2 separate regions of the Mus musculus genome follow, and region 2 is linked to region 1. Evidence: chromatin contacts called from ENCODE Hi-C or POLR2A ChIA-PET data. All regions are on one chromosome and are shown on one strand. The core of a region is the stretch at or near the end of the contact, and the rest is flanking DNA. Distances in the headings are between cores, read along the strand shown. Region 1 holds the start of Cdk5r1 (cyclin-dependent kinase 5, regulatory subunit 1 (p35)). Region 2 holds the start of Zfp207 (zinc finger protein 207).

The links. A loop is a pair of places that touch in the nucleus more often than their neighbours do. ChIA-PET counts read pairs that join two places held with the same protein, here RNA polymerase II (POLR2A).
Region 2: POLR2A ChIA-PET joins it to region 1 with 11 read pairs in embryonic stem cell. The contact joins the promoter of Zfp207 here to the promoter of Cdk5r1 in region 1. A Hi-C loop is called at or near these places in 2 of 37 maps with a recorded cell type or tissue (T-helper 17 cell and T-helper 2 cell). POLR2A ChIA-PET finds 5 or more read pairs at or near these places in 2 of 5 experiments (both embryonic stem cell).

What each region holds. Positions count from the first base shown.
Region 1 is chr11:80,474,476-80,480,704 of GRCm38, forward strand. Cdk5r1 (cyclin-dependent kinase 5, regulatory subunit 1 (p35)) reads left to right here and starts at 2,548. Exons shown (of 1, transcript NM_009871.3): 1 at 2,548-6,229. The coding sequence starts at 3,034. The coding sequence ends at 3,957.
Region 2 is chr11:80,380,773-80,387,155 of GRCm38, forward strand. Zfp207 (zinc finger protein 207) reads left to right here and starts at 2,507. Exons shown (of 12, transcript NM_001130169.1): 1 at 2,507-2,723; 2 at 5,131-5,257. The coding sequence starts at 2,683.

The sequences.
Region 1 (6,229 bases), core at 1,298-3,797:
ACTGAGGTGTAGCATGGACATCCCTCTTTGCAAGTCAGCTAGAGATAGGCTTGGGAGGAAGTAGGCTGGCTGACAGTGAAAACTAGACATCTTCCTGGATCTATGTGAGTACTGGGAAGAAAACACCCTGCAACACTCAGCTGGCTCTGCCTTCTGGGCTCCTCTTGATTCTGCCATGTTGGACAGATTGTTTCTCTGGGTGTGGGAGGCAGAGGTGGGGTTGAGTGGGCAGGGCACTGTGGTGCCTTGTGTGATGGTTACTCTTGGTTGTTAACTTGACTACCTCTGCAATTAACTAAAATTCAAATATGGAGGGCACATCAGTAAGGGATTGCTTTTGTTTGTTTATTTTTGGGAGCTCTGACTTGTATCTTGAGGTGAGAAGACCCATGCCTTTAATCCAGGTTTTGCGGTGGGCCTTTAATCTGCGTTCTTTAACCTGGGCGACACCTTCTGTTGGAAGGAAGCCTATGTAAGCACATGAAAGAAGTGAGCTTTTGCTCTTTGCCAGGCTCTTAGGCTTTCTGCCCAAAAACTAGCCACTGTTGGGAGTTCCGCTGCCCTGACTGCTTCCGTGAAGCAAGCGTACCAGGCGTGGCCTAGGTGAGTAGGGTTCCTGACAACCTCTCACCTCAGCATGTAGTATGGTAGTGCCATCCTGCTTCTGTTCTGCAAACACGAGGAGGCTGGGGTAGTTGGCAGAGGTTTTCGAAGGTAATGGGGTAGGGTTGGCCAGACAGAAGACAAGAGAGAACACGCATGTGGCCGTGCTGGAGAAGGCCCGTGACCTCTAGGATTGAATTGTAAAAGCTGGAATTCAGTTGCAGGCAACAGCAGGCCCGGGTCTTTCTAATGGGTGGATCTCTGCCTTTGGAGGGCTGTGTATAATTAGGGAAGTAGAACACATTTAACTTTTGCTTAATCCTGGAATTTGAAGGGGACCATAAGCATGAAGTCAGCTCAGAGGCTGGTTTTTAGCGGTTGCCTTTCCAGGTAGAAGAAACATTGGGGGAGCTGGTCTGAAAGGCCTTAGGAAGATGGCTTACAGCCTACTATGATGAAAAGGAAGAGACCCAGGGCCGCCCTACTGAAGAGCAGCTAGGGGGTTGAGTCTGACCCTTGAGGCTCGGTCTCAGTGTCAGTGTTGAGAGCGCTCTTGGAGAGGGTTTTCGTTGGAGCTGGTATGGTGGCTCATGCCTGAATCCTAACTGAACATTGAAGCAGGAGGATGGCAAGGTGCTGGCGGCCTGTGTCTCAAGGAAAGGTTCCAAGTCATGGATTAATTTTGAGCAGAGTTGTTAGAAAGCCAGTGTGACACTGGCCTTCATTCCCCGTCCCCCAATGTAATTATTTACTCTCCCCCTTCCCGGTTTGAGTTGAAGTCTCCATCCTCACCACAGCACGTCCTACTACTGGCTCTGGACCATACTCCAGAGCTGTGAGCTAACACTTCATTATTTCGTTTATAGGTTACCCAGTGTCAGGTGCTGTGTTCTAGTAATAGCAGGTACCACTCTGTTCTATGAGAAACATTGTTAGGAAGGGGCCACAGCGAAGCTAGCCATCCTGTGTGCTTGGTAAGGTCCTGGAAAAACTTTTTTTGGGGGGTGGGGTGGGGTGGTAACAGGGCAGGGCACTTACCTCTCTGGTCACCCTGGTCCCTAACCTGGAAGTACTTAAGCCTAATGACCTCAACAAGATTCTTGTTTTGGGTGTTTTCAGGAATTCTCTCAGGTTCGGAGTTGGGAGTCTGAGTTAAGATACAGGTTGGCTTATTTGACAATTTGGGTCTCCAGAACCAGTCCAGAATGAATGACTTGTAATTCGGCAGTGGCCTTTGTGAAGGACATGGAGGCTGATTGTGAACTATGTGTCGGTAGTCAGAACCAGATTTTCTTGCAATTTTACTGTCATCAAGTTTTAAAATGGGCAAATAAGAAACTGGCCTAAAGGCGCAGCAGCTTCAATTTTGACAGCCTCCGTGATAGGATCTCTAGGCCGCCCTCATCCTTCTGGCCTGGCTTTCCTAGAGTCTTAATGGGTGCCGGGCTTTTACGCTGATGCTGATTGCGGCTCTTCCTTTCTCCAGCGCCCGGGCCAGCTCTCCGCACCGCCCGCAGCCTCTGCCAAGGGGGCCGCGGCGGGAACAAAGGCAGCACGTGTCTGGGCGGGGCCCGCCCTCCGCCCCGCCCGCCCCCTCGCCCTCCCGCCCGCCCTCCCGCCTGGAGAGCTCCGCTGCGCGGCGCCGGAGCTCACGAGGCCGGGCTCCGCGCGCGGCGCAGGCACCTTCCAGGTGGAGACCCGGCTTCGCGCGTTCCCGCCGCCCGCGCCGTGTCCCGTAATGGGCGCGCCCACTAGAGGCGCCACCGTGCGCCGCTCGCGCTGAGGGACGCGAGTGGCGGCGACCTGGCGGCGAGACCGAGCGGGCGTGTGGACCGCGCGCGCGATCCGGAGAGGCGGCTTGCAAGGCGCGCGCCGGGGCGGGGCGGGGCGGGGCCGGCGGGCTCGCGGCGGAGACGCAGGCGGGGGCCGGGCGGGGGCGGGGCCGCGGCGTCTGCAGAACCTTGGACAGAAGCAGGGAGCCGCCGCCGCGCCGAGTCGAGCACCCGGGCCGCGGCGCGCATTGCGGAGGGCCTGGGACGCAGCGGCTGCGCCTGCCGCGGGAGCCTGCCTGACTGCGGGTAAGCCTGCGCGGACCGGGGCCGTGTGCGCGGCCTGGTTGGATTCCTGCTGCGGAGGCCACTGCGGCTCTTTGACCGGTGCCGCAGTGGAAGCACAGGCTGGGGCTCGACGGGGCCGCAGCCCGGGGGTTCGGGCCTCGGAAGTGCGAGCGGAGGGGCGCGGCGTGGAGCCCCGCCCGGGGCTGAGAACCATCTTGTTTTCCACGCAGATCCGCAGGACTAAACGCGTCGTGTCCCGGGAGCGCCTCCTTTCTCTCTGCGGCCGCTACAGGCTCGGTAAGCCTTTACCCCCCTCCAGCCGGCAGGCTGGGCGCGCGGGGGTGCCGGCCCCTGCCGGGCGCGCAGTGGCACCATGGGCACGGTGCTGTCCCTATCCCCCAGCTATCGGAAGGCCACACTGTTTGAGGATGGCGCGGCCACCGTGGGCCACTACACGGCCGTGCAGAACAGCAAGAACGCCAAGGACAAGAACCTGAAGCGGCACTCCATCATCTCGGTGCTGCCTTGGAAGAGGATCGTGGCGGTGTCAGCGAAGAAGAAGAACTCCAAGAAGGCGCAGCCCAACAGCAGCTACCAGAGCAACATCGCGCATCTCAACAATGAGAACCTGAAGAAGTCGCTGTCCTGTGCCAACCTGTCCACATTCGCCCAGCCCCCGCCGGCTCAGCCGCCCGCACCCCCAGCCAGCCAGCTTTCTGGCTCCCAGACTGGGGTCTCCTCTTCTGTCAAGAAGGCCCCGCACCCTGCCATCACCTCTGCAGGGACACCCAAACGGGTCATCGTCCAGGCGTCCACTAGTGAGCTGCTGCGCTGCCTGGGTGAGTTTCTCTGCCGCCGGTGCTACCGCCTGAAGCACTTGTCCCCAACGGACCCCGTGCTCTGGCTGCGCAGCGTGGACCGCTCCCTGCTTCTGCAGGGCTGGCAGGACCAGGGTTTCATCACACCGGCCAATGTGGTCTTCCTCTACATGCTCTGCAGGGATGTCATCTCCTCTGAGGTGGGCTCCGACCATGAGCTCCAGGCTGTCCTGCTGACCTGTCTGTACCTCTCCTATTCCTACATGGGCAATGAGATCTCCTACCCGCTCAAGCCCTTCCTGGTAGAGAGCTGTAAGGAAGCCTTTTGGGACCGTTGCCTCTCAGTTATCAACCTCATGAGCTCCAAGATGCTGCAGATCAATGCCGACCCACACTATTTCACACAAGTGTTCTCTGACTTGAAGAATGAGAGCGGTCAGGAGGACAAGAAGCGACTCCTCCTGGGGCTGGATCGGTGAGCCCCTGTAGCCGGTATCCTGGCTCAAGGATTCCACTTGTTTTTAAATTTTATTACTAAAAGAATCAAGTTTTGTGTACAGTATGTGTCTAGCAGAGCCACCAAGGGCCTCTTCCCACGTTCTTTCCTTGGGGTTTTTTTTTAGCCCTTTCAAGAACTCTGGGGACTTTCGAACTGATGAACCTTGCGCGAACCCAAAAGATGCATTCAGAGCCACTTCGGCTGCTGACCACTCACTTTCCGGGACTCAAGGGACTGACTTGCCCATGTCACCTGTACCCACGATGGATCCAGGGTAGATGAGGCTTCCCACTGTCCCATGATCGGAGCTGGGGCCCATGGCTGGTGGCCCTGGAGGAATCAGCCCTTTTCTGGGTATTGTTTCTCTTGAAGGCTCCTGGAGCTGGCTGTCCTGACTCAGGATCCAGGAGGTTGTGAGTGAGGCAAGATCTGCACAGCCCTGGGGCATCAGTGCAGGAGCCTGCAGAGACTGCTGATGACTGTTGACCATGCACGGCCCTGGTTTGCTGCGTGCTTTTTTAGGGAGAAGGGCTTTCCTTTCCTGGCAGGACAGAGCTCCCCTCCCATCCTTTTGTCTCTGCTCCCACGTTAGTGCTGGTTAATGAGGTGGTTTGCTCATTAGATTCCTCACCCGTTTTGGGTCCCAGCTAAAGGATGAGGTGAAGCTAGGGGCAGCTCCTTCCCTGAGCGAGCTTTTCACAGTTTGTACCCTGTGTACAAAGCCAGAACAGCGCCGGGGACCCACTAACAACATTGCCTTCTGGGCGGGTGGGTGTCTATGCCTGAGATCAGGTTGGTGCCCACTTGCATGCTAAGGCCTCTCGCTGGTGCCCGTGATCTTTGTTCTGTATCGTTGGGGGGAGGTGAGATCAGTCAATAGGGGTGTTGCTGTTTCCCATCCCTGCCCCCCCCCCCCAATTGTTAATTTTAAGCTGTTTCCAGGCAGCTCCGTCTCTTCCTGGAGAGGCTTTGCTCTGTGCAACCTACTGAGACAGATGCATTTGGGGACAATTACACGATGGAAGTGTGACCCCTGATCAGTTTGGAAGCTTGGTGACTGTGCAGCTGAGCACTTCCAGCTGCAGGGTGTGGCCGCCCACCTATCCCTGTCAGCTGCCTAACACACTCTGAACTTTAAGGGTTTTTCTTTCTAGTTTTCCCAGACTGGTGGCTTGGGGTTTGGAAGTGGTCCAAGAGAAGGGAGCTAGTCTTCTTGCATGGCCCTCACTCCAGCTTTGGGGAACAAAGAGCAATGTGAAGATACTGCGGAGGGTTTCCTCTTCCTCTCCTGCTGCCCACCCCCGGGGGGGGGTGTGGGGGGCTGGGGCTGGGGCTGGGGGCTACAGTGAGGAAGGCGGAGGTCATCTTGCATAGGATTAGGTTCTAGGTGACTGCCAACTTCTTGCACAAGCACTACTGAAAAATTGCATATAAAGATAAAGCTGTGAAATTGAGGTCTCAATGGAAGAGGCCCGGAGCAGAGCCTTTCAGCCGACGACGTACTCACAGAGGTGGGGAAGCGGACCTGACAGACTAGAGAGCCTTTCCCCGGCCCCTCATCCGGGTTCCTAGAGAGCCGATCCTGGGCCCTCAGATGGTCTGACACGGAGCTGGAAAGCCCTGCAAGGCTTGCTGAGTGCAGGCCTCGCTGCAGCCCATCCTCACATCCTGCTGCCACGGTGACCGCGCCTGGAGCCCCATGGGGCAGTAGGGAGAAGACCTTCAGGTGTCCAGTCTAAGCAGGAGCGGGCTCATCCTCATAGCCTGCCAGCCGCTGTCGCTGGTCCACTGAGCTGCGGTAACAGGATTCCAGCTTTGCTGACTGTTTCCTTCTCTTTGTACTTAATTTTTAAAAAACAAAACAAAACATTTTTTTTGAGAAGGTGCATATTTCAGAAGTGGTCGGCAACTGAGGAAAGAGCTTCCTTGGTTCCATTGTGAAGCCCGTGTCCTCTCTGCTTGCGCTGGCTCTCAGTACTGTGTAAAGGAACGACCGCTAGACTTAAGTGTTCGAGCAAAGAACCTATCTGACATGCTGCTATGAAGACACTTTTAGAACACACACACAAGATAGAAAAGAAAAAAAAAAAAAGAAAAATGTGAAAAAAATCTACAAAAACCCCTTTATTCTTGTTGCTTTTACAGTGGTACCGTGCATGCGAACCAGGAGAATTTTGTGTCTTAAGAAAAATAACCTTAGAGCAGATGGCTGGCCGTGAGAATCACGAGCGCCGAGGAGGAGCCACGGGAGG
Region 2 (6,383 bases), core at 1,257-3,756, 94 kb before region 1:
TAGGCCAAGAGAAAGTCTTGGTTAGCTAGTCAGAAAGTACTGTGCACATTCAGGATCCTAGTGTAGTTCTGAGCACTTCCCAAGGTGAGCTTTTAGCCCAATAATCTTGTCCTGCTTTGACGTACTCTAGTTAACAAGAGCAGTTAGCCAGAAACAGAACTATAAGAGAGAAAAAAAGCAACGTTAGTCCATTTAGAGAATTTCCCATATCTATGAACTTTGATGAATCAGGCCATTTTGGCAGTGCTGTCTAAGTGCTGAGTGCTATCCTAAATGGTAGTTCCATCATGGAGGCAGTTGTGTTAAGGTTTGGGGCCCTGTTATACACACCCAACGCACAGAGACACACACATACACCTATAACTACTAATAATAAATCTTTAAATTTCACATTATTGTGTAGGGTCTAAGCATGGAATGTACACACTAAATGACACAGAGGTCAGACATCACCTTTTGGAGCCTACTTCTCTGAGTTCTGGGATTATAGGCTGTGCTTCCATGGAATGCCTAGGGTTGACCCAAAGCTTTGTGCATGCTGGGCAAACATTCTACCTACTAAGCTCCAGACCCATACAGATCCAGCCCCTTAACTATCTGATCTATATTAACAGGTTAAAAATGACCCCAATATCCTGGGTTTGTTGAGAAAATATAAAAACACAACTCATGAAATGTTTCATGGATATATTCCCTGATTTTACTTCTTTTTTTTTTCTTTCTTTCTCTCTTTTACTGATTTGTTTATTGTTTGTTTGTTTGATAAGACAGGGTTTCTCTGTGTAGCCTTAGCTGTCCTGGAACCCTCTGTAGGCCAGGCTGGAGATCTGCCAGCCTCTGCCTCCCAGTGTTGGGATTAAAGGCAAGGCTGTGACTCTACATTTTTAAAGCACAAGCTTGTAGAGTCCTATTGATTCCACTTATGGGGTTCATCTCATGAAAACAGGGTAGTGTCCTAGCAACCGTATGAACTCAGAAACATCAGATTCTCATAGATCTGTGCAAACACAGTATAGGTTGTCCCGAAGACAGAATTCAGACAGAATTGAAAGGCAACCTAAGACTTTGGGCGGCAGTATTAGAAAATTGTAAAAGTTAAAAAAAGGAGTAATTAAGCCAGGCAGTGGTGGTCCATGACTTTAATCCTAGCACTTGGGAGGCAGAGGCAGGCGGATTTCTGCTTTTGAGGCTAGCCTGGTCTACAGAGTGAGTTTCAGTGCTCTTAACAGCTGAGCCATCTCTCCAGGCCCCTCAATCTTACTTTTAAATGAAGTTTCATGTATCCCAGGCATTATTTAATTCACTATGTAACTGAGGTTAGACCTTTAACTCCAGCCTCAGCCTCCTGGAATTCCCTGATTGCAGGCATGTTCCACCAACATTTTTTGTTTGCGAACCTTTCTGTGGTTTCAAGAGACTTCAGCATATACAATATCCAATTCTCTTACACTCTTCCTTGCCACATTTTCCAGGATTATCTTTTGCCAGCAACACTTTTCCTGTCTTGTTACTTTTAAGTTCAAATCCTCAAACACTGCATTTTATCAGTAATTAAAACTTCGATACAAGGTTTCTCTACATAACCCTGAATGTTCTATGTAGGCAGGAACCTGGCTATACATTCAGATCCACCAGCCTCAGCCTTTTGAGTGCTGGGATTAAAGGCATGCACCATCCATGCTTGGCTCACTGCATTTTAAAAAAAAAATTTTTTTTTTTTTATTCAAAGACAAGATCAGGCTTTGTTCTCCAGGCTAGCCTCTAAGTCTTAGCCTCATAGCATTTTCTGTCTTGGCCTTCTGAGTGCTGGGACAACAGACACAAGACCCAGGTAATAAGATAACTTAAGCTTTCTCCCACTGCATCTTCTTTCATCTTTCTAAACATTCCTATGTTCTCCGAAGCCGCTTAAGGATTGCCTTTTTGCGATTCTGAAGCACTTCACATTTCCCTTATCGCTACTGCTGATCTCACCCATACTGCTTCCTAGACTGTGGTTCACTGAAAAAAAAAACGGTAACTCTTCCTTGACCATATACGCCCCACTCCCGAAAGGCAACTGAAACAAGATTTAAAAATTGACCAGGTCGCAATCCGGGCGTGTGCCTTTAATCCCAAACAGTCGCTGGCAGGCAGAAGCAGGCGCATCTTTGAGTTTGAGGCCAGCTTGGTCATTTCCTCTATCAGCAGGGCTATGAAGAGACCCATCTCAAAAAATAAAAGCAAAACACACAACAGCAAAAAACAAAACAAAACAAAACCCAAATTGACCATGTCCCAATTATCTTTATTTATTTGTAATCTATCCTTAATTATACTCCTAATCTTTTCCTCCCTTCAATTTGCATACGGGATAGCCGACGTACTGGATGACCCAAGCTCTAAAGGATCAGCGTCCTCAGCCCGGGAGCGCCACCACCACTTAACCCCATTAAGATGGCGGCAGCGCCCGCTCAGCCACTCAGGGCCGAAGCCTGCGTCACGTGACCCGCACAGCTCTCACCGCGGTGGCTGATGGGAGGTGGAGATAGAACGAGGGTGTCGGCCATTTTGTGTCTGTTTCCTGCGGGACGCGCTGGTGGCGGTTGGTGTGGAGAACTCTGCGAGTCTCTTGGGTTTTTTGTTTTTTGTTTTTTCCAGCTTCTTTCCGCCTCTATTCTGCCTGTTCTGTAGGGCGCAGTTATGGGTCGCAAGAAGAAGAAGCAGCTCAAGCCGTGGTGCTGGTATCCTTTGTGGGGTTGACGTGGAGGCCGAGCGTGGGTGTCGCTTCTTGAGAACACAAGTCTGATAGGTTTGGGTTAAGCCTGTTTGGTAGGGCCCGGCCGGGCCCAGCCGAGCCTTTGTGCTGTGGCTGGGTTAGGATTTGGGGTGGTTTCTTGTAAAATGGGGTTCTTCGGGCGAGAGGGCTCCGGAGTTTGGTGGCGCTGAACTCGGTGACTCAGGCGCTTGTTTGTCGCGATCATTGGGCCTGGAGACGTTCCCCAAGTGCAGTCGTCCCTAAGAACTCCTGTCTCCGTTGTTTCGTTGAAGACCCCACAAAGGGACTTGAGTTTGGGGTAAATGTCCTGACTCCCTGGATAATTGAACTGTGACTAGCCCCCCCCCCCTCGCGGTGAAGAATCGGCTTCCGCCTCTCTTTCGGGCGCCTTAATCTTGGGGAAGCGGTTGCTTAACTGGGTGGAGTTTCTATTATCGTTACCCAATTTTGTAGGACTGGTTAAACTGTTAAGAAGGAAAACAATTTTCTCTCTTTTTTTTTTTTTTTTTTTTTTGTGGATAACGTATTACGCTAAACTGATTTTTTTTAATCTATTACAAGAAAACTATTTGTCTCAAGACAAATTTGTTTTTAAAATAGTTAAGTAGCTAAAAATCCGTCACGAATTATTTAATGCACTCACAGAAAAAGTCTTGCGAGGTCAGAACTCTTAGTATATGCGAATTTACATTTCCTGAATGCATAGATTAATAATGAAACTGGAAGAAATTTTATGGATTCTTAGTTGAATGTGCCCTTTGTCATGAGTTGTATAATGGATTATGAATTCCCAGTTTCAACTCTATTGTATATTTAATGAATTGTGAAATTGCCTCCCCCCCCCCTCTGTCTTTTTATTTGGGATTGGGGGTCTGGTTGTCTGGAAATTGCTCTGTCCACCAGGCTGGCCTCCGCCTGTCTCTGCTTCCCCAGTGCTGGGATTGAAGGCATGGATCACCACTGCCCAGTTTGAAGTTGCCTTTTCTTTTGAAAAGAAATATTTTGAGTTAGTCTTGCTGTCTGACCTGGCACTCAGAATAAATATCTGCCTTTGCATGTGGAGTGTTGAAATCAAAGGCATGGGGTATGCCAGGCTAAAAGATTTTTATTTGGGCTTATGATCTTAGACTGCATACCAAGTTTATCTAGTTCAGATGTAGTCATTCCTGCCACAGATTGCCTGCAGTGTGCCACTGGTCCTGGCTCACTTGATTTTGGTTAACCCTTTCTCCTTCATGGAACTCCTTTTATTTGTTTTTGTTCTTTAAGACAGGTTTTCTCAGTGTGTCTCAGTCTGTCCTGGAACTTGCTCTGTAGGCTAGCCTGGCCTGAAATTTAAGAGTTCCACTTGTTTCTGGCTCCCAAGTGCTGCGATTAAAGGCACTACTGTCTAGCTGACACTCTTAGCATGTACATTTGTAAATGTTGAAATAATTTAAAGGTCAAAATTTGGGGTGTGTGTGTGTTCTTTGTGGCAGGGCTTCATGCTATGCTGGATCACAAAACTTGAACTCTTGGTTCATCCATGTAGCCTGACTGCCCTGGAACTTACTCTGTAGATCAAGGTGGCCTCATTCATATTTGCCTGGTTTTGCCTCCTGAGTGCTGGGATTAAAGGCATGCACTACCATAGCCCCGAAAATCTGTAAATGCATGTTTCTCCTGCCTCCACTTGTGCTGGGGCTTTGTAGGTGTGCCCTACACCCAGCATCCAAACTGCTGGAAGTTGACCAGCCCATTGCATGCTAGACAAGTACCCTAACAATGGAGCTACGTTCTCAGACCGGGAGGTACATGATTAATGTAATTTCCAAATATAAATACTAAAACTGAATTGTTTTTTGTTTTTTTGATTTTTCGAGACAGGGTTTCTCTGTAACCCTGGCTGTCCTGGAACTCACTCTGTAGACCAGGCTGGCCTTGAACTCAGAAATCCACCTGCCTCTGCCTCTCAAGTGCTGGGATTAAAGGCATGCGCCACAATTGCCCAGCTTTAAAACTGAATTTATATTAAGTTCCCTCCTTTTTTATTAGAAGTGTGTGTGTGTGTGTGTGTGTGTGTGTGGTGTTTTGCCTACATAGGTATGCTGTATACCTAGTGCTCTAGGAGGACAGAAGAGCATTAGAATCACCGGGAACTGTCATTCTGGTTGTGAGCTGCCTTATAGATGTGGGAAAAGAATCTGGGTATTCTGAAAGAGCAGCAAATGCTCTTAACCTTGGAGTCATTTTAACATTTCCTGTTAGATGAGATGAAAGGCATTTGTTATATTATTTATATTGAGGCAGAATCTCACTATGTAATTACTTTTGTTTCCTTTAGTTGGCAGGAGGGCAATTTTGTGCAGTTTTTTAACCTTAATGATGACCAGGTATTGTAACAGAGATTTTGATGATGAGAAGATCCTTATACAGCACCAAAAAGCAAAGCATTTTAAATGCCATATTTGTCATAAGAAATTATACACAGGACCTGGTTTAGCAATTCATTGCATGCAGGTAAGAATTTCTCTTCTGTTTTGACCTTGTCCCATTGTGATTTGTAACCACATGAATAATATTGAATTTGTCTTTGGTTGTTTATATATTGGGTAAATAGCCAAATCTACTTAAAACTCAGGTATGTGTTCTATTCTCTTTTTTTGGTAGGTGGTAGGGATAGAACCCAATTGATAAGCACAAGCTTTGGCACAGGAGTACCTACCTAGAATTCACGTCTGTTCTGTGGCCATTAAGAAGATAAGTGGACTTGACTGTTAATTTTGAGACAGTTCTTACTTAGTATTTATTCTAGCTGACTGACCTAGAATGTTGTTATGTAGATTCGGCTACCCTCAAATTCACAAAGATACTCTTTCCTCTGCCTCATAAGTGTATTCAGTTTTTTGTGTGATGAGTATACAAGAACACACCCTATTTGGAAGTATTGTTGTGTTCAATGTCCAAATTGCTTGCTTGCTGGTGCCCCCGTTTTTTTTTTTTTTTTTTTTGTGTGTGTGGATTTGGACGCATAGTTTGAGTACATGAGGCTGGGAGGTGTTCTTTGGAGCTGAATTTTCAGGCAGCTGTGAGCTCTTATTTGGGTGGCAGAAATTAAACTCAAGTCATCTGGAAGATCAGGAGTGCCTCTAACTTCTGAGTTCTTCAGCTTCTCTTGAGTTTTTTCATAATGAAATAATGAAAACTTCAAAATTTGTATTTTTGCATCCTGATGTCATAGTTTATATAAAGGCTGGACTTTGTAGTTTAATGGTAGATCTTTTGCCTAGCATCTTTAAGGCCCTGAATTTGATCTTTAGTACTACCCCTTTTCTCCTTTGTATTATTGTAGTAGCCATTTAGATGCATCTTTTTATGTTAACTTACAATTAATTGTTATGTGCTCATTAGTACACAGTTGGCTTTAGAAGGCAGAAGAGGGTGTCGTCCCCCTTGACCTGGAGTTACAGATAGTGGTGAGCTATCAGTTGTGGGTGCTGCAAGCCAAAGCCTGTTCGTCCTTAATCTCTGAACTATCTCCAGCCTCATTAGTTTATTGTTTGTGCATGTTCACTTGGAGTTTGTGGGAGGACTAGGAATCTGACTTTGTTTTTTTGAGACAGGGTTTCTCTCTGTAGCCCTGGAT